Linked DNA regions of Homo sapiens: regions 2 and 3 are each linked to region 1. A link is a loop called in an ENCODE intact Hi-C map of the cell type or tissue named here. Cell type or tissue: endothelial cell of umbilical vein. All regions are shown on one strand. Each heading gives the region's core, and the rest is flanking DNA. Links, peaks and the distances in the headings are about the cores only.

Region 1 (10,018 bases), core at 1,177-9,176:
CTGCAAGGGGGGAACTGAGTTTGTCCAGGAACTTCAGCAGCATCCCTGGTGAAAAGATAGTGGAGGCGAATGAGGAAGCCCCTATCTGAAACTGCATTTTCTTCTATCATCGGTGGCTTTCATTTCTACCCACACGATATATCATCCCCCATGAGCATGTGAAGTGGCAGGCTGGCAGCACTGCAGTGAGGAACTTGCCTGAGCTCTCAGGTGACCGAGGTGCTCTGGGCTGTTGGGAAAGACTCCCAGACCGGGACTCAGGAGACTTAATCCTGGTTCTGGCCATAACTGATTACACAATCTTGGGAACACTGCAGAACCTCTTTGGGCTTCAGTTTATACAGTGATGGGATGGTCCCAAAGGCCTGTATGCAAATTCTGAAGGGGGAAAGGGAGCCTGTGGTTAATGTGTTCCTGCCCGGCAAAAGTTGGAAACTGAGGCTCAGAAAGGCTAGATTGCCATTGGAGTTTGAACTTCAGTCTATCGTACTCCAAAGCCTTTGTGTTCTTCACTGCACTCCCAAAGAGCTTCCCCTTTAAGGCAGTGAGTAGCCAGGCATATGGGCACTCTTTATGTTGGGCAGGATGTCATGAGGTTGCAAGAGGGTCGAAGGACTGCATCCAGAAGTCATGTGGGAAGCTCTGGCTGGAATGGGAGCAGGGCAGAACAGGCCAACGTAGGTTTCCTTACCTAGCTGCTTTATAAGAACAGCACTAGTGTTCACAGGACAACCCTCACTCACAGCTCCTTTCCTGGAAATCATAAAGCACTAAAGAAACCAACAAGCAAACATCATAATGGCAGAAACAACGCGGCAAGCACATCTGACTTTGTGACTTGGATTTCACACGCCTGACACTTAGGCAGGGAGTCAGTGTTACTACTCAACAGTTGCTTCAGGGCATCGCAAATGGCCCTGTAGGTTATGCCTCGCACAACTCCAGGGGGTGCCATCTTTGTGGACTCTACTGTGAATGGTGACTGGAGTTGTGCAAGGTGGTGGCCCTAGGCTATACTTTTTTTTTTTTTGAGAGAGTCTCACTCTGTTGCCCAGGCTGTGGCATGATCTTCGCTCATTGCAACCTCTGCCTCCCGGGTTCAAGCAATTCTTGTGCCTCAGCCTCCTGACTAGCTGGGACTATAGGTATGTGCCACCACGCCTGGCTAATTTTTTGTGTTTTGGGTAGACATGGGGTTTCACTATGTTGGCCAGGCTGGTCTTGAACTCCTGGCCTCAAGCGATCCTCCTGCCTTGGCCTCCCAAAGTGCTGGGATTACAGGCATGAGTCACCACGCCCGGCCCCTAGGCTATACTTTGGCAAAAAAGCTATGATATATAACGTGTACTCTTAAGCATATCGTGGGTGCCAATGTACTTTGTAAACCAAGAGTTTCTTTCTGTTTTTCTACCTTGTATGTCACTCCATGGGTAAGTTATTTGCAAAGGCATCCACCTGGTAGTTGGGAGGTCTTGGGAGGTTTTCTGTCCATGGGAAGGCTCACAGTGGAGGCAGGTGGCTGCTAGCGTGCTCCTCTTACCTTCCTGCTATCATAGGCACCAGATACTGGGCTAAGCAATTTGCAAACAATGACCCGTTTACTACTACAGTAACCCCACATGAGGAACTATTAGGATTCCAATTTTACAGAAATGGGAACTGAGGCTTTGAGAGGTGAAGCAACTTGTGCATGATCCCACAGCTGGTCAAGAGCAGGGCAGAACTGTGTGGGGCAGACTCACTTGAACTTCAGGACACCCACGCTAGCCACTGTGATGTCTACAAACACATTTGGGTCTCTAACTTCTGCCTCCACCTCCCATTTCCTATTGAAATGGCTGTCACGTCCCTCTCTGTTGGTTATGGTCACCACAAAGCCTGAAATAAATTTTTCTGTTTGGGAACTCTTTCTTGGGAAAAGAACAGCTAAGCCTTACAATATTAGGACAGTCCTCTTCCAAAGGAAACAATCCTTGAAAACTCTACCGCGGGGAAGACACAGCCCCCTCTCTAGGGACTCAAAGAATCAATAAGAGACAAGAGCATGCTGGAATCAAGACAGCTACACATTTCTTAGAAAAACTGGACCCCAAAATGAGATGAGATTTGATGAGAGACGCTCTTCACTACCTCCTTTTTTCTTTTTTATAGCTCACAGGTCGAGGTCATCAGGCAAATAGAAAGGGAAGCCATCAGAAAGAGAAACTCAGTCCACATGGCTGCCCTCACTCAGGCCTGCAAAGGACCCTTTGTCACTAAGAGGAAGCCTGCACGAATGTCTCTTGATCTAGGAATGCTCTGAAAGGGAGCCGAGAGCAGTTTTGTGAGGATGGGGTGGAGGCGGACAGGGGGTCTTCTGAGGAAAACCTGGCAGGGACAGAGGCTCGGCTTGCCCCCTGGAAACGCTCGGGCTGCTGTGAGGTACTCTGGGCATGGGCCAGGGGGCAGATGTCTGGCTGCCAAAAGTCCCTTAGCTAATAAAGCAGGAGGCAACTGCATGTAGAAATAAGAATTTTTAAAATTCATGTACAGCCAAGTGACTGTAAAAGTGTGCTTTGTTGGCCAGGCGCGGTGGCTCACGCCTGTAATCCCAGCACTTTGGGAGGCTGAGACGGGCGGATCACGAGGTCAGGAGATCGAGACCATCCTGGCTAACACGGTGAAACCCCATCTCTACTAAAAATACAAAAAATTAGCCAGGCATGGTGGTGGGCACCTGTAGTCCCAGCTACTCGGGAGGCTGAGGCAGGAGAATGGCGTGAACCCGGGAGGCTGAGCTTGCAGCGAGCCGAGCTCGGGCCACTGTACTCCAGCCTGGGCGACAGAGTGAGACTCCGTCTCAAAAAAAAAAAAGTGTGCTTTGTTGTCTTTGAAAACCAGTTGATGATACTGCTGCACCTAGCAGCTGACCCAATGGTTTTCTCCCAATTGTTACCTGCAAGTGGAGACAGAGTTTAATTCACAGTGACTAGCTGTGTGGTCCTGGGCAAATTACTTAACCTCTCTGAGTTTCAGATTCCTTGTCTGCAAAATGGGGATCATGAGAGAGCCCATGCCCTAGGCTGTTGCATTAAATAAGGGAAAGCAGGTAAATGCCTTAGCACAGTGTCCCTCCTGCTCCTCCTCATTATTCCATTATAATAACTCTACCGTTCTCATTCACTAACAAAATATAAACTATTATACAAAACAGAATCTTTTTTTTTTTTTGAGGCGGAGTCTTGCTCTGTCACCCAGGCTGGAGTGCAGTGGCATGATCTCGGCTCACGGCAACCTCCACCTCCTGGGTCCAAGCAATTCTCCTGCCTCAGCCTCCAGAGTAGCTGGGACTACAGGCGCCCGCCACCATGCCCAGCTAATTTTTTTTTTGTATTTCAGTAGAGACGGGGTTTCACCGTGTTGCCCAGGCTGGTCGCAAACTCCTGAGCTCAGGCAATCTGCCCGGCTCGGCCTCCCAAAGTGCTGGGATTACAGGTGTGAGCCACCATGCCTGGCCAAAACAGAATCTTTTATAATACATTCTTTTGCTCCTTCAGAAGTGAAGGTTGGACATCTTTACCACTGGGTGACACACTTATGTGATTAAAACAAAATACCCCTCCCCAAATTTGTACACTTAGGTTCACAGCTGCATCATTTGCAATAGGCAAAAGGCGGAAGGAGCCCACGTGTCTACCCATGGAAGAACGGATAAGCAAAATGTGGTCTCTCATACAAGGGAGCATTCTTCAGCTTTCAAAAGGAAGGACAGTCTGACGCATGCTACAACATGGATGAACCTTGAGGACTTGGTGCTGAGTGAAACCAGCTAGACACAAAAGGACAAATATCGTATGATTTCGCTTATACAAGGTACCCAGAGTAGTCAGATTCACAGAGACAGGAAGTAGAACGGTGGTCGTTAGAGGCTAGGGTGAGAGGGCAACAGGGAGACAGTGTGCTCTTGTTTAATAGGGGCAGAGTTTCAGTTTTGCAAAATGAAAAGAGTTCTGTGGATCGACGGTGTGACAGCAGCGCCACAATGTGAATGCACTCAACACTGAACTGTTCCTTAGAAACGGTGAATACGGTGAATTTCATGTTATATGTATTTTACCACAGTTTAAAACATAAAAAATTGCACAAACCAACACAAAAAGTCAAGTATCTCACAGGTTTCTTTCTAGGATGTACATGGTGATGGCAATGTTCTGAAAGTGGCTTGTGGTGATGGCTGCACCCCTCTGTAAATATACTGAAATGTGTTGAATTGTACGCTTAAAATGGGCAGGGTTTATGCTGCATAAATTATACTTCTATAAAGCTGTTCAAAGCAAGGAAGCAAAGAAATGCTAAGGTCATGAGGAACCCTGTAGTGTGACGGGTGCACTTAATGTCTTGGTTGTGGCAATGGCTTCACAGGTATATCCATGTTCCCAAACCTAGCAAATGATGTACTTTGGACATGTACAGTTTTACTGTATGTCAACTATACCTCAATAAAGCTGCATTTTAAAAAAAAGCAGCATAGTTATCCACATAAGAATGAACCCCTTATATTTTATTAAACAATGCCCCTTTTGATGGGCATTTAGGTTTCAAATGTTATGCCACTACAAATAATACTTCAATAAATACCTTTGTATGAAAAAAAAGAAATAGAGATATTGTGCATCCTCCTCCTCCCCCACTGGCAAGTCACAAAATTAGAATCTCCCATGGAGGGGCCCCGGGAACCTGTAATTTTACTGAACAGTCCCCCTCAAATTCTGATAATCAGACATGTTTAGGGAAACACTGGCTCGGACTTCACAGATTTGGCTTTTCAGGCGCTTATGTGTTAAGAGCGTCTACTTGGACACTGAGTTTCAGGCTCTACAGACATTCTCTTGATGCCATGTGCCGTCAAGAAGGCAGAGACCTGGGCATATGAAGAAGTCTGGCCCAGGTCACAGAGCTAGGAAGGAGCAGCGTGCTCATCTACCTAAAAATGAAATCCACCTCTGCATTTTCAAAAGCACACCTTGTTTTCCGCCTCCTCTCAGGAAGTTGCACATTTTTGGAAAACTGGTTCTATGTGAGCCAAGATGCAACTCCAAGAAATGCCCAGAAGAGGGTGCTAAGATTCTCTCCTTCCTGGGACCCGCCAGAATGACTCAGAACTCCACAGGGTCCACTCTGTCTCTGCTGCCTGTGTGCAGCGTGCGATCACAGTGGCACCAATGTGGATAAGCGCCACCCTGCAGCTGCATCCGAGCGCCGGGCTGCACGAAGGCGACATGGCCCCTCTATCCCCCAGTGGCCCGGACTCACCGGAGGTGGATTTTCAATGACCAGTTCATAGGTCAGCCCTGCAGACCCAAATCTCAGGATGTCTCCAGGGATGAGCTTCACAGCCACGTTTTGAATGTGGCACTCGTTGACAAACGTGCCGTTGCGGGAATTGAAGTCCTGGAGAACAAAGCTGCACTCCGCCTCGTTATATTCAATGAGTGCATGGTGGTTGTCGATGTCAGGAGACTGCAACGGAGAAGGAGGACAGTCGTAGCCATGAAAACAAAAATGACACGGCCCCTAATGTTTTGAGCTGAGTGCCTTACCTGTTTTGCCGCCGCCAGATCATCACGACAATCCTCATTTTAAAAGGAGGAGGCTGAGGATCAGAGAGGTTAAGCGACTTGCCCAAGGCCACACAGCTAGTGTGTGAAGGAGCTTGGGATATGTGCTCTGTCTGACACCAGACCTGGGGACAGGTACCTAAGTTGTTGAGTGGGGAAATCAGGCAACACAAAGGCAAAGGGATCTTGGGAGAGTCATATTGGACAAATATGGGACCAGGGAATTGGCCATTTTCTTTTCTTTTTGTTTTTGTTTTTATTTTTATTTTTTATTTTACCAAAACCGAAAATCGTCAAGGAATTGGCCATTTTCTTTTTCCCTGACTCCACATGGGTATTTATGGTGGTACTCAGTACCAGGACAGGAGGCAAAAATGGCCCAAACAAGAAATAGAGAAAAGTACTAAAGAAGCCATTACCGTTACTTATAATCCCACCCTCACCAGTGGCAGCCATGGTTAACATTGAGGTTCACATCCTTCCACGTTTTTTTTCTATGCTTACGTCCTTTTAAATTTTTTTAAACAAAATTAATCACACCCTACATACATAGTTTTATAACTACCTTTGAAAAACCTTGATGTACAATAAATATTTCCCATGCGATTAGTTATTTCCATTGCTTTTTAAAAGCTATTCAGGATTTGCCTAACCACAGATGGCCCGCTTTTCAAAAGGGGGCTTGGTGTGACCATGTTTCCCCAAAGGAAAGGGGCCCCAGCCAGTGTGTCTGCAAACTGATGGCAAGGGACAGAAGCTCCTCTGTAATTTCACTTTAATAAGAGGACTGAGTGAAGCTCAGCACAAAGGAGGTGACTGCATGTTCCCCTGGTTGCAGGGCCCTGGAGGGATGAAGGGAAATGTTCTGACTGTGAGCTGCAGGGCACACTGAAGTCTTCGTCTTTTATTTTTGAGACAGAGTCTCGCTCCGTCACCCAGGCTGGAGTGTGGTGGCACGATCTCGGCTCACTGCAGCCTCCACCTCCTGGGTTCAAGGAATTCTTCTGCCTCAGCCTCCCGAGTAGCTGGGACTACAGGCATGTGCTACCACGCCCAGCTAATTTTTTTTTTTTTTTTTTTTTTTCCGAGATGGAGTCTCGCTCTGTTGCCCAGGCTGGAGTGCAGTGGTGCGATCTTAGCTCACTGCAAGCTCTGCCTCCCGGGTTCACGCCATTCTCCTGCCTCAGCCTCCCAAGTAGCTGGGACTACAGGCGCCTGCCACCACGCCTGGCTAATTTTCTGTATTTTTAGTAGAGGCGGGGTTTCACCATGTTAGCCAGGATGGTCTCCATCTCCTGACCTCGTGGTCCACCCACCTCGGCCTCCCAAAATGCTGGGATCACAGGCATGAGAGACGGGGTTTCACCATACTGGCTAGGCTGGTCTCAAACTCCTGACCTCATGATCCGCACGCCCCAGCCTCCTAAAGTGCTGGGATTACAGGCGTGAGCCACCGTGCCCGGCCAAAGTCTTCATCTTTTAAGGGCACTGTCAACCAGACATCCATGCCAGCTTGAGACTTTGCAACTATTTTCTAAGTTTATCTTCTCAGGGTGCCCTGTCCAGCTTTTATATAAAAGTACTTGCATGTAGACAACTAAAGTTCCATCATATAACAACCTAGAGCTTATATTAATAATAGAATATATTAATATGTATACTAGAGTAACAATAAAACATATTACTTACACATTACAAGCCAGGAGATTGCTTAGTGCTTTATTGCATTGCCCTATTTCATCTTCACAACAATCTAGAGATAGTTTCCCATTTGGTAGATAGGGAAACTGAGACACAGAATGAATTTACCCAAAGTCACCCCGCTTGACAAGTCACCTGGCTTGTACTCAGGTTCGCCTGATTCAAATGTCTGTGCTATTAGCCACTTTCCAAGTTTCCACCAAACACTTTGCCACCCAAAATATTAAAATAAAAAAGAAAGCTGAAGTAGCTATACTAACTGCGGCCAAGGCAGTTTCAGAACAAGAAAAACTGGGGATAAAGAGAAGCATTAGGCCAGGTGTGGTGGCTCATGCCTGTAATCCCAGCACTTTGGGAGGCCAGGGCGGGCAGATCCCCTGAGGTCAGGAGTTTGAGACCAGCCTGGCCAACATGGTGAAAACCCATCTCTACTAAAAATACAAAAATTAGCTGGGTGTAGTGGTGCACACTTGTAATCCCAGCTACTCAGTAGGCTGTGGAAGGAGAATCACTTGAACCCAGTAGGTGGAGGTTGCAGTGAGCTGAGACCATGCCATTGCACTCCAGCCTGGGTGACATGAGTGAAACTCAAAAAAAAAAAAAAAAAAGAGAGCCATAAATAATGGTAAAGGGGTAATTCTCCAAGAAGACATAACAATGCTTGATGTGCATGCACCTAACAACAGAGTGCCAAAATACACAAGGCAAAAGCTGACAGAACTGCAAAGAAAAACAGATAAGCCCAATATGACAGCTGAAACTTCCACAACCCTCTGTCAGTAATTAGCAGAGCCAGCAGGCAGAAAATTAGTAAAGGCATAGTTAAACTGAACAACACCGTCAATCAACAAGATCTAATTGATATTTATAGAACACTTAACCCAACAACAACAAGGTGCACGTTCTTCTTGGGCTGACATGGAACACTCACTAAGCTATACCACATTCTGAGCCATAAAACACACCTCAATGAATTTAAAGGAATAGAAATCATGTAGAATATGCTCTCAGACCACAATGGAAGTAAACTTGAAATCAGTAACAGAAAGATAGGTGGAAAATCCCAAAACATTTGGAGATTAAACAACACATTTCTAAATAACACACGGTGAAGGAAGAAATCTCAGGAGAAATTAAAAATTATCTTAACTAAATGAAAATGAAAATACCACTTAAAATTTGTGGGAAGCAGTGAAAGCAGTGCTTACAGGGAAATTTATAGCCTTGAATGCACACATAAGAAAAGAAGAAAGATCTGAAATCAATAATCAAAGTTTCTACCTTAGGAGACTAGAGGAAGAAGAGCAGTATAAGCCTAACATAGACAGAAGAACTGAAAGAAATATTAGATCAGAAATGAATGAAATTGAAGACAATAGAGAGAATCAAAGAAAACAAAAGTTGGTTCTTTGGAAAGATCAATAGAACTGACAAACCTCTAGTAGGTAACCAAGAAAAAAAGAGAGAAGACACAAATTATTGATATCAGACATGAAAGAGAGGCCATCACAGCTGATCCCATGGATATATTTATTATGGAATATTTATATTCTATAATAAATATAGAGTGAACAGGCAACCTACAAAATGGGAGAAAATTTTCACAACCTACTCATCTGACAAAGGGCTAATATCCAGAATCTACAATGAACTCAAACAAATTTACAAGAAAAAAACAAACAACCCCATCAAAAAGTGGGCAAAGGACATGAACAGACACTTCTCAAAAGAAGACATTTATGCAGCCAAAAAACACATGAAAAAATGCTCACCATCACTGGCTATCAGAGAAATGCAAATCAAAACCACAATGAGATACCATCTCACACCAGTTAGAATGGCAATCATTAAAAAGTCAGGAAACAACAGGTGCTGGAGAGGTTGTGGAGAAATAGGAACACTTTTACACTGTTGGTGGGACTGTAAACTAGTTCAACCATTGTGGAAGTCAGTGTGGCGATTCCTCAGGGATCTAGAACTAGAAATACCATTTGACCCAGCCATCCCATTACTGGGTATATACCCAAAGGACTATAAATCGCGCTGCTATAAAGACACATGCACACGTATGTTTATTGCAGCACTATTCACAATAGCAAAGACTTGGAACCAACCCAAATGTCCAACAATGATAGACTGGATTAAGAAAATGTGGCACATATACACCATTGAATACTATGCAGCCATAAAAAATGATGAGTTCATGTCCTTTGTAGGGACATGGATGAAATTGGAAATCATCATTCTCACTAAACTATTGCAAGAACAAAAAACCAAACACCGTATATTCTCACTCATAGGTGGGAATTGAACAATGAGAACACATGGACACAGGAAGGGGAACATCACACTCTGGGGACTGTTGTGGGGTGGGGGGAGGGGGAAGGGATAGCTTTAGGAGATATACCTAATGCTAAATGACGAGTTAATGGGTGCAGCACACCAGCATGGCACATGTATACATATGTAACTAACCTGCACATTGTGCACATGTACCCTAAAACTTAAAAGTATAATAATAATAAAATTAAAAAAAGAAAAGAAAATGTAAAGAACAGCAAATATATATATATTTTTTATATTCCTATTTATATGCTATAAAACATATTTTATATATACCATATTTTTATATCATATCAATATATTTATATTATATTTATAATATATAAAATATTTATTTTATAAATATATGCTATATAAAATTTATATTTATAATTTAT
Region 2 (10,018 bases), core at 1-8,000, 55 kb after region 1:
GGAGAGTCCATCCCTTGCTTCTTCCTGATTCCGGTGTCTGCCGGCCTTCCTGGACTTGTAGATTGATCACTCCCATCTCTGCCTCTGGGATGACATTGTCTCCTCCTCTTCTGTATATACTCTCCCCGTCTTTTGCTTGTGAGGACATTTGTGGTTGGCATTAAGGGCCCACCTGGCAAACCCAGGACAATCCCATCATCTTCAATCCTTAATCACATCTGCAAAAACTTTACCATACGAGGTAATATTCACTGGTTCCAGGGATTAGGGTCTGATACCTTTGGGGACCACCAATCAGCCCACCCAAGCCTCACAACTCCTTCTCCCCCGTGGAGGATCTAGACTAGGGAGACACCCCAAAAGGTTTCTACCAGAAGCCAGATTGAGAGCTCTTCCAGAAAGTCATTTCTCAACTCATCTGGGTCCTTACTCTTCTCTTCTATTTTCCTCCCATTTATCCTCTGGTTTGGAAGAAGCACAGAAAGTAACAGGAAAGCAAGCCCAGCCCAGAGACATGAGACACAAAGAGCCATGGGTCGGCTCAGGAGTGGGCCGGGGAACGGACCAGGCCTCTGGGTGTCTGTCCCATGCCACAAAGCCAATCCCAACATCTCCCCTTTTAATAATGCATCGCATAAGGAAAGTGAAAGTTTCGAACTTTAGTCACTACTGCTAATCTTGAGATAAGAAGGTAACTCGGTGCCTGTCATCCCTTCCCTGTCCACCGGAGCTTGTTAGGAAAACATCTGGGCCTGGGAATTACTCTTCCAACCAGGTTGACACAGACTCCTCAGCAGGCTGGCTCCATGCCCACCAATAGCAGGAAGGCTTCCTTTGGACTTGGGTCTGTTTTCCCAGACACTCACTCCACGGTCAAGATCCTGACCCCAGAGGTCTCCATTCCCCTCCTATGTCCCCTCTTCAACAGCGTGCGATCCCCTGAGCATTTCTTATTCATTGCACTGCTTTTCTGAGCTGCATAGACTCACTTTCCCCCTCCAGGGGGACATGCTCACCCACCCCCTACACTTACATAGCCTGTCAGTTCTGGGGGCAGAGGACAGGCTGCACTGAGCTCCCTCCTGGGCCAGTTCTCAGCAGAGGGAGATAGGAAGGATGCCTAGACAGGTAGAAAGCTGCTGTTCAAACAACCAGAACTTTCTTTTGGGTGCATAGGTTGACAGAGACAACCTCTGAACTTGAGAAGTGCAAGTCTTCATTCAAAGTCTGGAAAAGCTCTTTACACTGAGCTGTATGGGGGGTGTGTAAGAACTCAGGCCTTGGAGCCAGGCAACCTGGGCTCAAACCCCAGCTCTACTGCTTACTAGCAGTGTGACACAGGGCACTTACATTAACCTAAAGCCTCTGTGAGCTGACAACAGAATGGCATTATTACCAGACTTGGGTCCAGACAAAATGGGGTGATGTGTGAAATGCTTAGCACAACACTGGGCATAAGTATTCAGTACATATTAGCTATTATTATTGCCATTTTCCCCTAAGAAAGTCAGTATTGGGAGAGCTGCTAAAGTAACTCAGCACCCAAATGTACTACATATAAAATATTTTATTACAAAAAGCTCCATTGCATGGCATTTCAAAAAGAACATTTCCTACAGTTTTCTTTCTTCTTCTTTTTTTTTTTTTTTTTGCTGTTACACAGAAGAGACTAGTTAAGTGTACCATTGAAGACTATTATGCATCACGTGCCTACGTTCATCAGGCCTTAAGCCCTCAAAGAACAACAGCATCAGGGGCTCTGCGAGAGCCGCCACCTGAGCCTCACCGCTTAGTTCATAAAACAGCCCTGTGTCCTTTCTACAAAGCCAGGTCGTGTTTTCTACCCACAGTTCAGGACTCCAGCGTAGACAGCAAACACAAAACTTGTTTCCTTTTTGAAACAAAACAGTCTTAGTAGAAGCAAAACAAACAACCACAATCTAAACCAGCCGCGAGGAACCCTTTCCTAGCTGGAAAGGAGAATGTGTCGCCAGCGATTCGGAGTGAAAAGGATGGGAAGATGCCTGTGCCACACCCTTGAATGTGGTCCACAGATTCACCAGCTCCAAGGCAGCATCTCTTTCCAAAGCACCTGCAGCAGGAGGCTGTGTGGGGCAACAAAGTCACTCCTGATACAGAGAATCCCCCCCCGCCCGCCGCCATCCAAATGGCTCCATGCACAGCTGGCCCCTCCGCTTCTCAACTGTGGCTCATGTGGCTTTGTTAGAGTCTTGGGGGTGAAAGGTGTGAGAGACAGGAGGGAGCGTGGCTCAAGTGGGGCCATTCAGTCGGGCGGCCGGGTGTCGGGGGCCTTCTCCTGGACTTCATCATACTGCGGTGGAGGAGTCAAAGGCTCTATCGAGGGAGGAGGGACGTTTTTGTCTGGGAGGTTGATCCTAAAGTCTTTGAGGTGAAGCTTTTCAGATTTAATCCTTCGAACTTTCAGCGGTTTCAGTCGTTTGGCCAACTTAGAGTTCTGCCTGTCAGGGGGGTTCCCAGGGCTGGCCTCCACGTCAGCCCTGGTGGATGTGGGGGTGGTCTCGTCGAGCCCCGTCAGTGACTCATAGGACGGGAGAGAGATGCTCAACCTCGGGTTCTGCTCCTCTCCCCTTGCTTCTGAGTAGTTTGTGTTCATCACTTCCTCGTAGCTGGGAACATAGTACCTTGAGGCAGCCTCCTCATCCTCCTCTTCTTCCTCCTGGCTGCAAGAAGACACACAGACAGGGAGAGTGTTAGCCTGTGCTCAAGTCATTCAAAATCCCAAAGGGATGGGCTCCAAAGAGTCCACACACAGCAGCCTTGTAAATAACAAATGGGTCTTAGAGGCAATAAAAGTGAATACTTCAAGTGTTTACTATGAGCTGGGCTCCCTTCTAAGTATTTTAGCAAATATGAACCAATTTCAGATTCCTGACAACACTATGAGTTAAGTACTAGTCATGCAGGACAGGACAGGTGAGTCCCCAAATTGGGGCTTAGCCTGGGAGGGTTCTTGGCTTCATCAAGGAAGGAATTCAAGGGTGAGCCAGTGGTGTTAGACCACAATTCTTTATTGAAGGGCACTGCTTCTTGTGGAGCAGGGCTAACTCATAGGCAGTACACCCTGAGTTGGCCACATAGGGGCTCTTGGAAATTGTATTTATACCCACTTTTAGTCACATGCAAATTAAGGGGTGGGTTAATGCAAATTGAGGGGCAAGCTATTTAAGACTTCCTAGGAAAGGTAACTTCTGGGTCGTTACCATGGAAAGGGATGGTAACTGCCAGGTCGTTGTCATGGCAATTGTAAACTGTCATGGCACTGGTGAGAGTGTCCCATGCTGATGAGCAATGAGGGCAGCCAGGGATCACCCTCGTTCCCGTTTGCTGGCTTTGGCTAGTGTTTTTTTAAACCTTATCTCATCTGGACCACATCCTGTTTTGGTCAGCAGGGTTATGATCAGAAAACAAGTCCTGCCTGTTTTCTATCTCACTATTATTATAATACCCAATTTATAGATGGACTGAGATACATCAAGATTAAATGACTTGGTCAGACCTTCAGGAAATGGGAGGGCAGGAAGTGAACACTGTACTCTCAACTACTCCACCATGTTATCTGGGTGTTAAACCTCCTTTGCCTTTAAGCCTTTCCCACTTAGCGACATGCTGCGTGAGCTATTCCAATGCTCAGCTGGGTCCTTTGGTCAAAGGCAACACAGAAATGTACAAAGTTGCTACCAACTTTCAGTAGAGAAAGAATATCTGAAATATAACATTTATGTGTGTCTCAAATTATTCTGTAATTTTATCTTCCAAGTTTATCCCAAGACTCAAAAAGATCAGGTCCTCTCAGCCTTATTCTCATTTGACTGTTGAAAGAGAAAACCAAAAAGTCAGGATATTTTCTACACATTTGTCAGAATTAACGCCAATAGCCACTTTCCAGGACTCTATACTTGAACCTGTGGGGTGATCATGGCCAACATCAGAAACCTCAAAGTCTGCCTTGGTTTTCCTCCCACCCTCCTTTAGGAATGAACTCAAATGTGCTCACAGCTAGGGTGGGGAATGATGAGTGATTGATATTTGTTCTTTTCTATATTTCTCAAGTTTTCTAGAATAAGCATGTGTGATGGTTAATTTTAGGTGTCAACCTGACTGGCCATGGTTGCCCATATTAAACACTGTGAGAGTGAGGGTGTTTCTGGAAGATACTAGCATTCAGCTCGGTGGGCTCTGTAAGGCAGATTCCCCTCCTCAGTGTGGTGGCACCATCCAACCCATGGAGGCCCTAGATAGACCCAAAGTCAGAGCAAGCAGGAATTTGACTCATTTCTCCCTGCCTCACTGCTTGAGCTGGGACATCTCATTTCATCTTCTCCTGCTCTCAGACTAGGATCTATACCCTCACCTCTCCTCGTTCTCAATCAGGCCTTCAAACTCAGAATGAATTATACCCCTTGCTTTCCTGGGTCTGCAGCTTACAGATGGCAAATTGTGGGACTTTTTGGCTTCCATGATCCCAGGAACTAATTCCTCATAATAAATCTCCATTTAAAAAAATATATATCCCCCTGGTTCTGTGTCTCTGGAGAACCCTGACCAATACAGCATATATTATTCTTTGCTATCAGAAAATGAGTTTAATTTGGAAATTGTATTTGTACCCACTTACACCCACTTTCAATTATGTGCAAAAGTAAGAAGTGGGTTAATGTAAATTGAAGGGCAAGCTATTTAGAACATTCTAGGAAAGGGATGGTAACTTCCAGGTCATTACCATGGAAAGGGGTGGTAACTGGTAACATTGGAGGGCAGAAATCCCTTCAATATAATGAGATTTTTTTTTCTTCTGGTGTGTACCCACAAGTGGCATTGCTGAATCATTTGGCAGCTCAATTTTGAGTTTTTTGAAGAAACTCTAAACTTCTCCACAGTGGTTGCACTAATTTACATTCCCACCATTAGTGTACCAAGGGTTCCCTTTAATCCATATTACATTAAGAACAATTCCCTTCCCACTATAAAGATAAGAAATGCTTGTAGAAAATTCAAACAACACAGAAACATCTAATGAAGAAAAGAAAAACATCCCGAATCCTTCTACCTGGAGACAAACCACTGTAACATTCTGGTGTATACCTTTCCTACCCCTCTCCAATCCCACAGCCACAACATTTGATGGGACCATAACCTGACCAAAGATGCTGTATTATATCCCCCTTTTCTCATTGTTGTGGATATGGTCCCACATTAACAAATATAGATCAACAGTTGCTGCATAGAACTCCATTGAATAGGTACGTCATTTAACTCAGTAGGTGGTTTTTTAGGTTGTTTCTAAGTTTTTGTTATCCTAAACAATGATCTGATAAATATACTGGTACAAACTCCTTTGCACCTGTGGGACTGTCTCCCAGGGATAAACTCTTATAAATAGGATCAATACGCACATCTTCAGTACTGCCCCTTATGGTGAAACTCTTAAGAAAGTTTCTATCAGTCAACATTTCATCAGCAATCCATCTTCCCTACAACTCTCCAACAGTAGGGGCTGTCTATCTTGATCAATATGATAGGCAAAAAAAAGAAAAGACATCTTTTTGCTTGCATTTCATGACTAATGAAGTTGAACATCTATTGGTTGAACATCTATGGAATATTCATAATCTTTGTCTGTTTCCTATTGGTATATTCATCTTACATATTCATTTCTAAGAGCTCTTTTTATAATAGGGATATCAACTATTATCATATCTTCCCCAATGTATCACTTATCTTTTAAATTTGTTGGTGGCATTTTTGCTCAAATGGAAAATTGCTTCCCAGCCATTTCAAATTAAAGCATACACACAGCATGCTGGGGTGAAGGGACAAGCAAATATGCTGGCCACCCCAGGCCCTGTTCAGTGACCCTGGGCGGGTCAAAATGCTGGTTCACTTAAGAGTAATGGCCTCCAGCTCCATCCAAGTTGCTGCAAAAGACAGTTTTTTGTTTTTGTATTTTTTTTTTTGAGACAGAGTCTCACTCTGTCACCCAGGCTGGAGTGCAGTGGCGGTATCTCAGCTCACTCACTGCAATCTCCACTCCCCTGGGTTCAAGCGATTCTCATGCCTCAGCCTCCCCAGTAGCTGGGACTACAGGCATGTGCCACCATGCCCAGCTAATTTTTGTATTCTTAGTAGAGACAGGGTTTCACCATGTTGGCCAGGCTGGTCTCAAACTCCTGACCTCAAGTGATCCACCTGCCTCGGCCTCCCAAAGTTCTGGAATTACAGGAGTGAGCCACTGCACCTGGCCCAAAAGACAGTATTTTGTTCCTTTTTATGGCTGAATAGTATTCCATGGTGTAAAAATCTATTGTAATAAAATTTTTAAAAAATCTTGGTTTACCTGTAATCCATTTGTACCATGCTATTTGGGAAGCTCTGGTAGAAAAGTCTAAAGTTATTTGTAAAATGATAAACCGTTTTGACAGAGGCGTCATGGGCGAACATGGGACAATAAAGCCTGTAGATGACAGTCTTTTCACCACGGAAAGGTGTGAACATGTGTGTGCATGCGTGCGTGCCCATCCCCGATCCGGGGAGGGAAGGGGACAGTCAGGCCTCACCTGTCTTCCTCCTGGGCGTGAGGCCCAGCGCCTGTCGGGTGCTGGACATGGGCCAGGTCCTCGCCCTGCCGCTGCTTCCTCTTATCCCTGATACTCAGGCAGATAGAAAGCAGCAGCAGCATCACCCCGGCCCCGACCAGCACGTAGGCCACAGAGAAGGTCTTGCTCTTGAGGATGCCGCCACCCACCTCGGTCTTGTTGCTGCCCTGAGCTGTTGGCTTCTCGGCCGCGCTGAAGCCGGGTACCAGGTTCCACATGGCCATGATCACCCCAAGGACCAGCATCCCCAGGCCGATGGCGGTCAGCGCATAGTGCGAGCCATTGGCCTTGGACTGGGCCATCATGTCAGTGGGAGGAGGGCGAGGCCCAGTTCCAAGAAAGAAAATAAATGTATACAAGGCAGCAGTCACAACAAAAACCCCTTAAATGCGCTCCACAAAATCTCTCGCCCCACACTAGAAAATATCAGCTGAACTCCTGCGGGATGGTTCCGAGCAATCGCGAGGCCTCCCGTGCGGATGGCTGCGGTGGAAGGGCCTGGAAGGAAAGCAGAAAGAGCAGAGAGGACGATCAGTTCCGATTCCAGACGCTTTGTGAATGTGGCGGCTCTGCTCTTGAAGGAGTTAGGCAGCAGCACCGAGCACGCCGGCTCTGGCTGGGCCTCGCCTTTGATGCATTCCAGATGTCTTACGTGCTCAGGCTCCTTGTGCGAGGCTGCGAGAAGGGAGGCCGGTCTGCCCAGCCCGCTACTCCCTGAAAAGGAAAAGCCAGACCTTTCCCTGCTGGAGGCCAGAAAGGTCGGAGCTCAGGTCATTAAAACATTGTGTGGAATTTAATGAAGTGCAGTAAAATCGTAGCTCTTGCTGGAGGCTGCTGGGAGAGTGAGCGATGGGATGAATGGTCCACAATCGATGGTTGTAACAGACTCACCTGGGGGACAGGGCCTCAGCCAATGGTATGACCAGGCCAAACAGCCTACTGTCATCTGTTCCCCACCCTCAATGGCTCCCTACTTCCTGCAGGAGAAAATCCAGCTTCTTAGAATGATGCTGCTCATGGTGGCCTTAGCCTGGCTCCTGCCTCTCCTACTGCATGTCTCAGCCTGCCTTTCTTTGCACTACCCACCCCCAACCACCCTCCAGAACATTTCTCTGGTCACCCATAGCTCAGATGCCCCTTTCATGTGCTCCCCAAATCCTCCAGCAACCACCGTGGTGAGTCTCTCTCTTCCCATGACCACATTGTCATCATCTCTAAGCCTGGCACACAGCAGGGACTCAAAAAATGTTTGCAGAGTTCATGCCTGTAATCCCAGCACTTGGGGAGGCCGAGGTGGATGGATCACGAGGTCAAGAGATCAAGACCATCCTGGCCAACATGGTAAAACCCCGTCTCTACTAAAAATACAAAAAAAAAAAAAAAAAAGGCTGGGTGCTGTGGCACGTGCCAGTAATCCCAACTATTTGGGAGGCTGAGGCAGGAGAATTGCTTGAACCTGGGAGATGGAGGTTGCAGTGAGCCGAGATTGTGCCACTGCACTCCAGCCTGGGTGACAGAGCAAGACTCTGTCTCGAAAAAAAAAAGTTTGCAGAGTCAATGTTGGATGAAATGAATGCAGGCCACATGAAGTCACCCAGCAAGACAAGCTTCTCTGAAACCACATCGAGTTCTCCCTTTGTTAAAAGGGACACAGGCCTGCACATTCTTCCTCTCCGCTCCTGTGCCCAGCTGGACAAAATAAACCTTCTTTCCACAAAGCAGCCCAGAGACCCTGCGCTAAAGGGAGCAGCCAGCGGTCCTGGGATTCCACAGCATTTGTTGGTTGAGAGCGAGCCAGAGAAGCAGTCACTCAAGGCTTTAGTTTAGAACATTCTCAAGGACTGAGGAGGAGGAGCAAGCAATGCCCCTTGCTAAACCTCTCCCCCATACATTATTCCTGTGACAGGAACTTTTGCAAAACAGTAAAATTTACAAGATGTTTAGCTGGGCAAGGACCTGTTTTCAATTCTGCATTTTTTCCAGTCTCTCCGAAAGGATGACTGACCAGGCTGCTTGAAATCTGATGCTGCGAAGATATTTTCTTGTGAAACCATGAGTTTATCTGAAATTGGCCACTTTGTTAAAAGAGACTCTAAAAATATTTGGAACAACATCCTTTATCAGCTTTAAGTCTGTTCCTTCTTTTTTTCACCCAACAAATATTTCTTGTGCATCTCACTACCTCCTAAGTAGCGAGTTAGGCACTGGAGAAACAGCAGTGAGCAAGTTAAGGATTAGCAGAGCTTCTAGGCCAGCAGGAAAATGATCTATAGGGAATACCAATAAAGTAAGAAGGAAGTACAGGAACTGTGGGATTAGACAGCAGGGTGTCCTAGCTCAGGGCTGTGGGACATACAGAAAGTCTATGTGGGAGAGGATTCCCACTGGCCTAATTGGGCCTGAACCCTGAATGCACAGCACTGTGTATGTGCACGTGCGTGAACGCACTGGCTCTGCTCTTGAAGGAGTTAAGAAGAAGCACCAAGGCACACTGGGGCATGAACACGTGTGCATATATGTTTATGCACACATGAGCACATGTGCATGCGTGCGAGCACCTATGTACATATGCATGCATATGTATGGAATATGAACAGGTAGGATGGGCATGTGTGTGGCGTGCAGGGCGCTGAACAGGGATCCCACTGCAGACAGCTGCGGTAGGACCAGATGGGACCGTACACAAGGATATTTATTTCTTACAGTATCACTCATGGCTGGCAAAAGGAAGGATGGGGGCTCTGGCAGCCTTAGGAATGCACCGGTTCTACCAAATGGATCTGGGACAAGGTCAGACTCGGAGGGTGGAGAAGTACACAGCCAGGGGGTTGTGCTGGAAGCAGGAGTGATGAAAATACCACGTTCTGAGCACATGCTAAGTGCCTGACAGGCAGGCCTTGTACGTGGGACGCTGAGAGTGTGGTTAGCAGACTAGTGATTTGAGCCGCTTTAACCCCCTCACTGCCTGCCCTCATTCGTTCTCCATTCCAGCTTTGCCTTATGCTGCACGAGAGAAAGACAGGCTCCAGATGTGAATCATGGGCAGAGATTAAAATGTCGGGATTAATACATTCTTTTTGTCTGATAAACTGTCAATGATTAAAAACAGGTGATAATACTCAGTGTGGGGAAAGGTATTGGGATGGCAATTTCATGGCATTTTTTTAGATGGCAAGTTTTGGCATTTATAGAACAAAAGTTTCAAAAATGTTTATACCCTTTGGCTCTATAATTCCAACTTCTAAGAATTATGTACAGAGATATCATCACAGCTTTATAGTGGTGAGAAGCTAGAAATTACTTCAATAGCCAATAATCCAGATCAGGGTAATAAATTATGGTTCACGCACTTAAGGAAATTATGGTCTCAAAGCAGCTAATGT
Region 3 (10,018 bases), core at 1,135-9,134, 72 kb after region 1:
GCAGTGGCATGATCATGGCTTACTGTACCCTTGACCTCCCAGGCTTAAGCAATCCTCCCACCTCGGCCCCCGAGGAGCTGGGACTACAGGCACACACCACCATGTCCAGCTATTTTTTGCGTCTTTTGTAGAGAAAGGGTCTCGCTCTGTTGCCCAGGCTGGTCTCGATTTCCTGGGCTCAAGCAATCTGCCTGCCTCAGCCTCCCAAAGTGCTGGGATTACCAGGCATGAGCTACTGGACCTGAACATTTCTTTTAAAATGACTTGTTGAAGATTTTGATTTAAACAATTCCCGGTTCCCCTACTGTATGCCAGGAGCTTTGGGGGATACCGAGATACATGAGACAGACTTTTACAATCCAGCAGGAAGACAGGCGATTCTGCCTAACAGAAGGGAAGTCAGCGTCAGAGAAAGCATCAATGTGTGTTGAATGCCAATTCTGTGCCAGGCCCTCTGTGGAGCTCTTTATGTGCATCATCATTTAATAGTTATTGGTTCTATTTTATAGATAAGGACACAGGTTCCAAGACGGAAAGTAATTTTTCTAAGGTCACACAGTGAGTACGAGGCAGGGGTAGGGTACGCCTGATCCTAAAACCCACACTTTTAAACACCAAGTAGCACTGCCAAAATGGAGCGTGTCTGAAGAGCTTCCAAAAAGAATGACGGATTCAATTTGAGGAGGGCAGGGAGAAGGAAGATACGCATGCAGCTCTGCAGGGCCTTGAGGCCTCTGTGGCCTTCCTGTGGGTGGAATTTGGGGGTAAGAGATCAGGATATTCCAGGGTGAGGGCTCAGCCTCAGTAATCCCACAGCGATGGGAAAGTGGGCATCTTCCAGAATATGTCATGGCTTGCAGAGAAAAGAGGCAGCTTCCCTCCCCGACTCCAAACACAAGCTGTCGGTGCATTGTATAAAACCTGACATCACCAGGGTCCTTGCTAATCCACGTAAGTGTTGGAGAAATTAAGGAAGACAAGTTCATCTTGAAGACTCAAGGGACCAGAAGCAGAAGCAGCGAGTTCATGAACCATACATCTTTTCTTGAGGCACTTGACATAGTGTCTTTCTCTAAGCAGGTGGCTGGTGTCCAGCCTTATTTAGAAGGCTGGCACGGGGGACCCAGTCACATTCAGTATTTCTTGGGAAATGTGACATCTCACATTTCAGAGACTTCCTCTGCCAGGATAGCACTGAGGGATGCAGATCTCCTGTCCCCGTCAGCCCAATGTGAGTCTGACACCTCGAACCTTCTCCAGGTTCTGGCCATCGGTGTCTCTGGGGACAACAGCAGCAGCCCCCCGACCCTGGCAAACAAGGCTAAGCACAGGCTCTGACCATCAGCCAGACCCCCAGTACTCTAGTCCCCCAACCCCCAGCACATAGTTAGGGCACTGACACCCCAGGCACTTTACACAATTTAGCTCATTTATCCCACCCAACAGTCATATAAGGGAGGTACTGTCATCCCCACCTCTGTCCATTTTATCAAGGAATACGCTGAGGCACAGAGGTGGAGAAACTTGCCCAAAGTCTCAGTTTAGTAAGTGGCAGCGCCTGTCCACAAAGCCCCTTGTTTAGGCCGTCCTCATTCACGGAGCAGCAGAAAAGCCAGCCTTTCCACCAAGGCAGGGCAGAGTTCCCATCAATGAGGTCTCGCTCTCTCACCCAGGCTGGAGTGCAGTGGCGCGATCTTGGCTCACTGCAACCTCTGCCTTCCAGGTTCAAGTGATTCTCCTTGACTCAGCCTCCCAACTAGCTGGGATTACAGGCGTGCGCCACCACACCCGGCTAATTTTTGTATTTTTAGTAGAGACGAGGTTTCACCACGCTGGCCAGGCTAGTCTTAAACTCCTGACCTCAGGTGATCCGTCCGCCTCGGCCTCCCAAAGTGCTGGGATTACAGGCGTGAGCCACCTCACCCAGCCTAGGTGGACAACTTTGGAGGCTCAGCCCTGGAATCTGAAGAGTGGGAGGACTGGGGGCCTGGAAGAGAAGCTGGAGCCTGTCCCACGTTGCTGCCTGTGGTCAGTGTTCCTGGTGGCCAGCCAGGCTTGTGTGAACCTCGGTGCCATCTGGACTCAGCATTTGTCCTTGTGTGACAGGCAGTTCTGGACACTGACTGGACTCATTTAGTTTGTCTTCCCCAAGGGGCATTTTGCAGAAAAAAGGAGAGAAGTCACAGATGAGAATTTATCAAATCAGGGACTGCAGAGGGTGCTGGTGAGTATCCACTCCACCTGTTATGCCGTGGGACTGGGAGCCTGGGCTCCAGATCAGAGGCCGGGTTTGTATCTCAGCTCTGTAACTTAGTAATTACCTAGACAAGACAATTCTTAGGGCTCTCAGTCTCAGCTCTGTCATCTGTACAAAGTAAATTTTACTGGGATCTACCTCACTGGGTTTATAAGTGACGAGCTCAGAGTTTTGATTACAGGTGTTTATTCATTTACCTAACACAATATTAACTGAGCACCTACTATGGACCAAGTCCTGATCTAAGCACTGAGGACATAGAAACAATCAAAACAGACAGAAGGCCTTGTCCCCATAGAGCTCACATTAGAGTCTGTGGTATGGTAGCAGGTAATACAAGCTAAAAGAAAATAACAGAGCTGTGGGTAGTGATTTTAAAAACAGGCCAGGTGTGGTGGCTCATGTCTATAATCCCAACACCTTGGGAAGCCGATGCGGGTGGATCATGAGGTCAGGAGTTCGAGACCAGCCTGACCAACATGGTGAAACTCTGTCTCTACTGAAAAAAAAAAAATACAAAAATTAGCCGGGAGGGGTGGCGCACGCCTGTAATCCCAGCTACTCGGGAGGCTGAGGCAGGAGAATGGCTTGAACCAGGGAGGCGGAGGTTGCAAGTGAGCCGAGATCACGCCACTGCACTCCAGCCTGGGTGACAGAGCGAGACTCTGTCTCAAAAACAAAAAACAAAAAACGGTGGCCAGGTACACAGTCACCAAGAAAATGATATCTGAGCAGAGATTTGAAGGATGCGAGGGAGGAATCACATGAATACCTGGGGAAGAACATTCCAGGCAGAGGAGGGAACCACAGAGCCAAGGCTCTAAGTCAGGAGCCTGCCCAGCACTTTTCAGGGACCATAAAGCTGAAGAATCCATGAGTGAATACATTGAGGGCCTTGACCCAATGCCCTGCAGACAGTAGCTGCTCTAATTGTGCCAGAAATCCTTTAAAGGCCTATGGAGGCAGGTGGGCGTCCATTAATCTTTACAGAGGCCCAGAAGGGGTCAGAGACTAACTGAAGGCCATTCAAGTTAGGGGCAGAGAAGAAGCGGGGTCCTGCACAGGGTTCTTTGCTGCTCACCACCCTGTGTTTCTTGGAATTTGGGAACAGGCACATGGGAGGCTGAATCGTGGTCTTCAAAGATATCCGGGTCCTAATCAAAATTTGTAACTTCTAGCCTATATGGAAAAAGTGCCTTTTTGGACATGATTAAGTTAAGAATCTTGAGATGGGGAGATTACGTTGGATCATCCAGGTGGGCCCAATTTGATGAGTAGTAGCCTTATAAGAGGGAAGCAGAAAGGTCAAAGGAGGAAGCAGGAGATGGAATCATGGAAGCAGGAGGATGTGAGGAGAGAGTCACAAGTCCAGGGATGCAGGTGCCTCCAGGAGCTGGAAAAGGCAAGAAGACGCATGCTCTCCTAGAGCCTCTGGAGGAACCAGCCCTGCCCACATTGTGATGTTAACCCATGAAACTGAGGCTGGACTTCTGGCCTCCAGAACACATTTATTGCAAGACAATAAATGTGTGTTGTTTTCAGCCATGAAGTTTGGGGTAATTTGTTATGGCAGACCCAGGCAACTCCTGCAGGTGGCATTCCCGTTCACACCTGTGTATGGTGCCTGCCAGCACAGACTGTTTACCTACTCAATAGCTGATTTGATTAGGCACAGTTTCTCAATCCTGATAAAACCAATCGCTTGGTGAATTATGCGCCCTTTCCTCGTGTGGCCAGGTTGGAGGGAGGCTTGGCATGGCGGTGCTCCTCTACCAAGTTTACATTTTAACCCAGGATTCTGCTAACGAGCCAAGTTTACACTTGTTCTAACATTGCTGGGACCAACAAACTTGATAAAGGTATTCTCGTGCTTGAGTCAGCAGGCACCCCACTTCCTGGGGGCTCAAAACTGCAGTTCCAAAGTGCTGACGACAGGACAAGACTGACGTTTACTTTAAGTACTCATTATATGAGGGCTTTTAAGCCAAAAGTCGAGGTACGTGAAGCAGACAGCCAGCCCTCTGCAGGCCCACGAGTCCTGCAGAAGCAAGCCCTCTGTGTTCCCAGACTTTTCTTAGACCAGCTCTGATTCTGGAGATTAGGACGCCGTTTGAGAAAGTTTGTCCTGCCCATATCTGGACATTTTCTTTTTTAGCCACCGCAATGCTGTCTCTGTAGAAGTGGTTCCCAAACCTGCTGCCAAGAGCTCTTTTGGTATTGAGCCGAGCTTGTCCCCCTCCCCTCGCCATTCCCCGTTCCCTCATCTCCACTTTATACCTGACTTTCCTACTCGAAGCATCTTAGCCAGAGCTGCTTTCTCGAGTCCTGGGTTTCCTTCCTGTCTTCGATTTTTAGGAAGTCACTTGTCACACTTGATTCTTTTTCCAACTGTTACATTTCGGAATTGTGGCAACTACAGTGAACATTCTCCTAAGCTCCTATGAAATGCCAGTGCTGGGTGCCTTACATGCCTTTATTATTATTTATTACTTATTATTACTATTAATTTTATGTATTCCATTTTTAAATTTTATTTATACAATTTTAATACTCATTATATATTTACTTTTCTTTATTAATTTTATGTATTCTGTTTTGTTTTTATTTATAAAATTTTAATATATTTATTTTTCTTAACGACCTATTACGAATATTATTTACTTAATATAATCACAGTCTAATTTCTCAGTTATTTATTACCATGCTTAAACTTCCCAAGCTGATGAAAAAGTTTCTAGAATAAGCCCCATTTCACAGAAGAGGAGCCTGTAGTTAGGGAAGTTAAGAAACTTGCTCAAAGTCACACAGTGAATGGTGCAGCAAAGATTCAAACTAGACACGACTCACTCCGAGTGATTAGTTTTATCTGGATGAAGGAATTGTGCCCAGTCAAACCAACTATTGGGTAAGTAAACAGCCTGCGTGCTGGCAGGTGCCATATACAGGTGTGAGGCACCTGTGGCACACTCCACTGCCTGGTGCCTCCCGGGCCCCCCACTCCCACGAAGAGATCCTCCCTGTGCTGCGGCTGACAGAAACTTTCCCTAGGTCAGTTTCAGTCTCTGTGGTCAGGAGATACAATTCCCTGTTTTTCTTAGTGTCGTTTTTCCCTTCATGAAAACCAGCTTCCCCAGTGTGAGTCATTCAGTCCCCTGCAGCTCTGATACTCATCTGGATGTGTTGTAAATAATTGACGCTGAGATGTTTAATCATAAAACTGGAATTAAGGTTAAAAGGGGACAGCTTGCAGGGAAGGGGAGGGGAAGAGAGATTAAGAGCTTGTATTAGTTTGCTGGGGCTGATATAACCAGTACCACAGTCAGGGTGCCTGAAACAACAGAAATCTATTTTTTCACAATTCTATAGGCTGGAAGTCCAAGATCAAGGTTGGTTCCTTCTGAGCAAGGTTGGTTCCTTCTGAGGCCTCTCTCTGTGGCCTGTAGATGGCCACCTGTTCCCTCTGTCCTCACGCGGTTGTCCCTCCGTGTGTGTCTCTGTCCTAATCTCTCTCTTTTTTTTTTTTTTTTTTTTTTTTTGAGACAGAGTCTCGCTCTGTTGCCCAGGCTGGAGTACAGTGGCATGATCACAGTTCACTGCAGTCTCGATATCCCAGGCTCAGGCAATCCTTCTGCCTTAGCCTTCTGAGTAGCTGGGGACTATAGGTGCATGCCACCAAGCCTGGCATTTTTTTGTAAAGATGGAGTCTCCCAGTATGGCCCAGGCTGGTCTTGAAATCCTGGGCTCAGGAGATCCTCTTCTCACAAGGACACCAGTGATATTGGATTAGGGCCCACTCATATGACTTTACTTCACCTTGATCCCCTATGTAAAGGCCTTATCTCCAAATGCAATCCCATTCTGAGTACTGGGGACAGGGGGCTTCAACAAAGGAATTTGGCGGGGGACGCAATCCAGCCCACATTTGCTTCGCTTAGGCCCTCTTTCCCACTGGGTAATAAAAAAGATCTACCCTGGGCCGAGTGCTCACAACCTCCACGGTATTGCTAATATGTTTCACACATCATCTCCCAGCAGCCCCGGGAAGGAAGTGCTACGGTCCCCACTTCGCAGAGAAGTCAGGGCACAACAGCTCACAGGAGGGAACTAAATCCCACCTCTGCCCAGCAGCAGCTAGGATACAATATTGGTCTCATAGGGTTGAGGGGTGAGCGTGTTATCCACGTGGAGGGTTATCCAACAGAGTGTTTGGCTGGCTGTGTGCAGGTACCACAGGGAAAGTATATCATTTCAGAGCTGGAGGGCCCTGGTGACAGAGAAACATGGAGACTGGGGAGATGGGAGACTATGGCAGCTGAAGGCAAGGACCCTGGCATGCATCTGCTTCAGTAGCTGCTCCTTACGCCTCTCAGAATCTCAGTTTCCTCTTCTGTGTTTGGTGCTGCCAAGACATGATGCTGCAGGGAAAGCTGGCATTATGATTCCCCCAACCCGTGGCTAGCCCACCCTCACAACCACCTGCCCCCCTGGGTTTTAAAATCTCTGTGAACTGACCGGGTGTGGTGGCTCATGCCTGTAATCCCAGCACTTTGGGAGGGCAAGGAGGGTGGATCAGCTAAAAGTCAGGAGTTTGAGACCAGCCTGGCCAACATGGTGGGACCCCATCTCTACTTAAAATATAAAAAATCAGCCAGGCATGGTGGCGTGCGCCTGTAATCCCAGCTACTCGGGAGGCTGAGGCAGGAGAATTGCTTGAACCCAGGAGGCGGAGGTTGCAGTGAGCTGAGATTGCGCCGTTGCACTCCAGCCTGGGCAACAAGAGTGAAACTTCGTCTCCAAAAAAAAAAAAAGTCTCCGTGAACTAAAAAAAGACACAATCGACTTTCTTCACAGCCAGCATGGCATTATGGCATTCAGAAGTGGCCTCACTGTCTATAGAGAAGCCCTGGTGAAACTTCCATGCTGGAAAACGATTTCACAGGGCTCAGTGGGCACATCTTGGGTGTTTTTCCCCTCTGCCACGTCAATCTGTAAACACCAAGCAGGTCCCAGCTAAGGGCCGGAAACGGGGTTGACCTCCTGAGGAATGCACCAGAGAGATCTGGCCAAGGTGAGATGTCACCTGCCCGGCACAGCTCACCTCCAAGCACAGTGAGCCTGCTGCTCTTTCCTCCTTCTCCCTGTGCTGGAGGGAAAGAAAAGAGAGCGTGCCAATTCACTGGTCTGATGTTTTCATTTGGTCGGCAGGGTGGCTGAGTTTTGCCAGTTGGCCAGGTGGGGTGGCTCACGCCTGTGATCCCAGCACTTTGGGAGGCCGAGGCAGGCAGATCACTTGAGGTCAGGAGTTCAAGACCAGCCTGGTCAACATGGTGAAACCCCGTCTCTACTAAAAATACAAAAATTAGCCAGGCGTGGTGGCGGACACCTGTAGTCCCAGCTACTCGGGAGGCTGAGGCACCGAGAATCACTTGAACCCGGGAGGCAGAGGTTGTAGTGAGCTGAGATCACGCTACTGCACTCCAGCCTGGGCAACACAGTGAGACTCTGTTTCAAAAAATAATAGTAATACTAATTTTGCCTATTTGTGGTTCCCAATATCCGTGTTCCCCTTCCTCCATAGTAAGCTGATGCTCGGCTTTCCGTGGCTTCCTAGAATAAAGATAGCAGTACCCAGCCTCTTAGGCAGCTCACTAGCGGTTGCATGTGACTAAGTTCTGGCCAATGGGATATAAGCAGGGTGTGTATAGGGGGTGGGGCACATTCAGGAAGGGAAACATGTTAAATGAGGAGACATGTCTCCCCCTGCTTCCCACTTCCTATTGGTTCTAGTGCAGATGTGATGGTTGGAGCTCAAGCAGCCATACTAGGATGTGAGGTAGAGACTGGCAGAGCAGCAAGATAGAAGGAGCCTAGGTCCCTGAGGATCACGGTGCTGCCTTTTCAGCCCTGGACTGCTGACCTCTGGACTCTGTTTACATAAGAGAAAAATAAAGGTTTATCTTATTGAATCTGCTTTTTTTTTTTTTTTTTTGTCATGTATAGCCAAAGCTACGCCTGTCCACACAGGCTGAGAGGTTCACGGTTGTGGGAGGAAAGGTGGTGGCTGGCTGGGTGCAGATACCACAAGGAAAGGGACATAGTTTCAGAGCTGGAGGGCCCTGGTGACAGACACAGCGAGATCAGGGAAGTGGAGGGCTACGGCAGCTGAAGGAAAGGACCCTGGTGTGCATCTGCTTCACTAGCTGCTCCTTCCACCACTGAGAGCCTCGGTTTCCTCATCTGTAAAATGGCAACAATGATACCATCCCGACAAGAGAGTACACAGAGCCTGTGCCCATAATCGGAGCACTGGTCACAACACACACTTAGCAGGAATGAGGTGAGTGATTCAGTACGGGGCTTTTGGAGAGAGCCTCAGTACGGGGCTTTTGGAGAGAGCCTCAGCCAGAAGCAGGGTAAGAAGATGGCCTGGGTAAAGATGCAGAGAAGGCCTCTTCAGTCAGAGAGGCCGGGAAGCCCTGAAAACGCAGGGTCCAAAGGTCACAGGAGGAGGTGTCCAACAGGGAGGGGCACCGGTCAGTCTCAAGCGCCCCAGAGAAGTTGAGAGGATGCTGTTGTTTTACCTGCCCAGCAGGCACTCCTAACCTGCTGGGAACAGTGCCTGGTTTTCCTTCTCTAGGGCCCTCCCCATTCTCAGTCCATATGACTTTGATTCTGGCTCAAGGGGCAGGCACATGCCCAGGCCTGGCCAATCAGGGCCTCCCACACTCTGGGGCACAGTGATAATTTCAAGACGGACACGTAACCCACACTGGGCCAATGAGTTTCAAATTTTAACTTTCCCTGGAATTGCTGAGAAAGAGACACTCCTCCATTGCATAGGCAGCTCAGAGCATTGGGCAGAGAAAGCCTGCCTGGGAATGAATGAACACAGCAAAAAGCAGAACCAAACGGCAGGGAGTGAGTCCTCATGGCACTGTTTGCAAACCTGGATCCCGCTGTGTCTGAAGAACCCTGGAGGGCTGAGTGATAAGAGCTCATTCATTACACTGAGTTTTCTGTCTCCTGCATTTGAAAGAGTCCTAGAATGCCAAAACTAGAAACTGAATTCTAGTCAACACTTATCTTTAGAATTCTGCACTACATCCCAGGGCCAACTAGCTGAATTAATAGGTGACTTGAAATTATGTTGTCACTGTTGTTTAATGCACATACTTGTTCATAAGTCTTTTTAAATTGGAAACTGGGAAAACAATTTTTTTGAAATGACATGTAAAATTGGATGGTCATTCTGGTACCAGTCTGGAAGCACTTAATTCAATAAAATTAAAGGGCTGGGTACAATAGTTCATGCCTGTAATGCCAGTGCTTTGCGAGGCTCAAGTGGGAGGATTGTTTGAGGCCAGGAGTTTGAGACCAGCCCAGGAAACATAGAAAGACCCTGTCTCTTGCTGTGTGTGCTGGTGCACCATGTCTCTAGAAAACAAAGTCTCCACATACTCCCTCACAGTGGTATGCTGGTAAACTAGCTCTCTCTCCCTCCCCCTCTCTCTTTCACATGTGTGCATGCACACGCACACACACACACACATGCACACACACACACAGCCCAGATTTGTAGTGATTGCCACGGCCCATCGCTGTGGTGTAAATATTCCCATCACAGCACTATCGAGCTACTGACACGATGTCACTGAACTCGGAGTAGGGAGGAGATGTGCATAATTGGCTGTTGTAAAGTGGTCCAAGCTCACTCTGGCACAGCACGGCAGGTCTCCAGCTGAGTTCACATCCCACACAGGG

The links. Hi-C counts contacts between places; a loop is a spot of excess contacts. Peaks named below come from ENCODE experiments on the same cell type or tissue, not always from the same donor. Only the 100,000 strongest peaks of a DNase experiment are listed, where the experiment ranks them.
Region 2: it touches region 1 in a loop (4-fold over the local background); 15 of 110 quality-filtered maps call a loop at or near these places.
Region 3: a loop joins it to region 1, with 5 times the contacts of the local background. A loop is called at or near these places in 14 of 110 quality-filtered maps.

The regions. Positions count from the first base shown.
Region 1 is chr1:15,267,804-15,277,821 of GRCh38, reverse strand. FHAD1 (forkhead associated phosphopeptide binding domain 1) reads right to left here. Exons shown (of 34, transcript NM_001391957.1): 3 at 5,293-5,499. Among named protein-coding and RNA genes, the nearest start is that of FHAD1, 26 kb to the right of the region's middle. In endothelial cell of umbilical vein, for the core only: a CTCF peak has its summit at 5,092 (motif pointing right); a DNase peak (open chromatin) is centred at 5,101.
Region 2 is chr1:15,212,010-15,222,027 of GRCh38, reverse strand. It overlaps TMEM51 (transmembrane protein 51), which reads right to left. Exons shown (of 4, transcript NM_001136218.2): 3 at 6,597-7,133; 4 at 1,550-2,702. The coding sequence starts at 6,940. The coding sequence ends at 2,285. Among named protein-coding and RNA genes, the nearest start is that of FHAD1, 30 kb to the left of the region's middle. In endothelial cell of umbilical vein, for the core only: no CTCF peak of the experiment used is centred there; a DNase peak (open chromatin) is centred at 3,317; H3K27ac peaks cover 1,324 bases.
Region 3 is chr1:15,196,183-15,206,200 of GRCh38, reverse strand. The region is part of intron 1 of TMEM51 (transmembrane protein 51); the gene reads right to left. Among named protein-coding and RNA genes, the nearest start is that of TMEM51-AS2, 30 kb to the right of the region's middle. RefSeq lists enhancers at 770-939, 1,308-1,863. In endothelial cell of umbilical vein, for the core only: no CTCF peak of the experiment used is centred there; a DNase peak (open chromatin) is centred at 5,380; H3K27ac peaks cover 1,005 bases.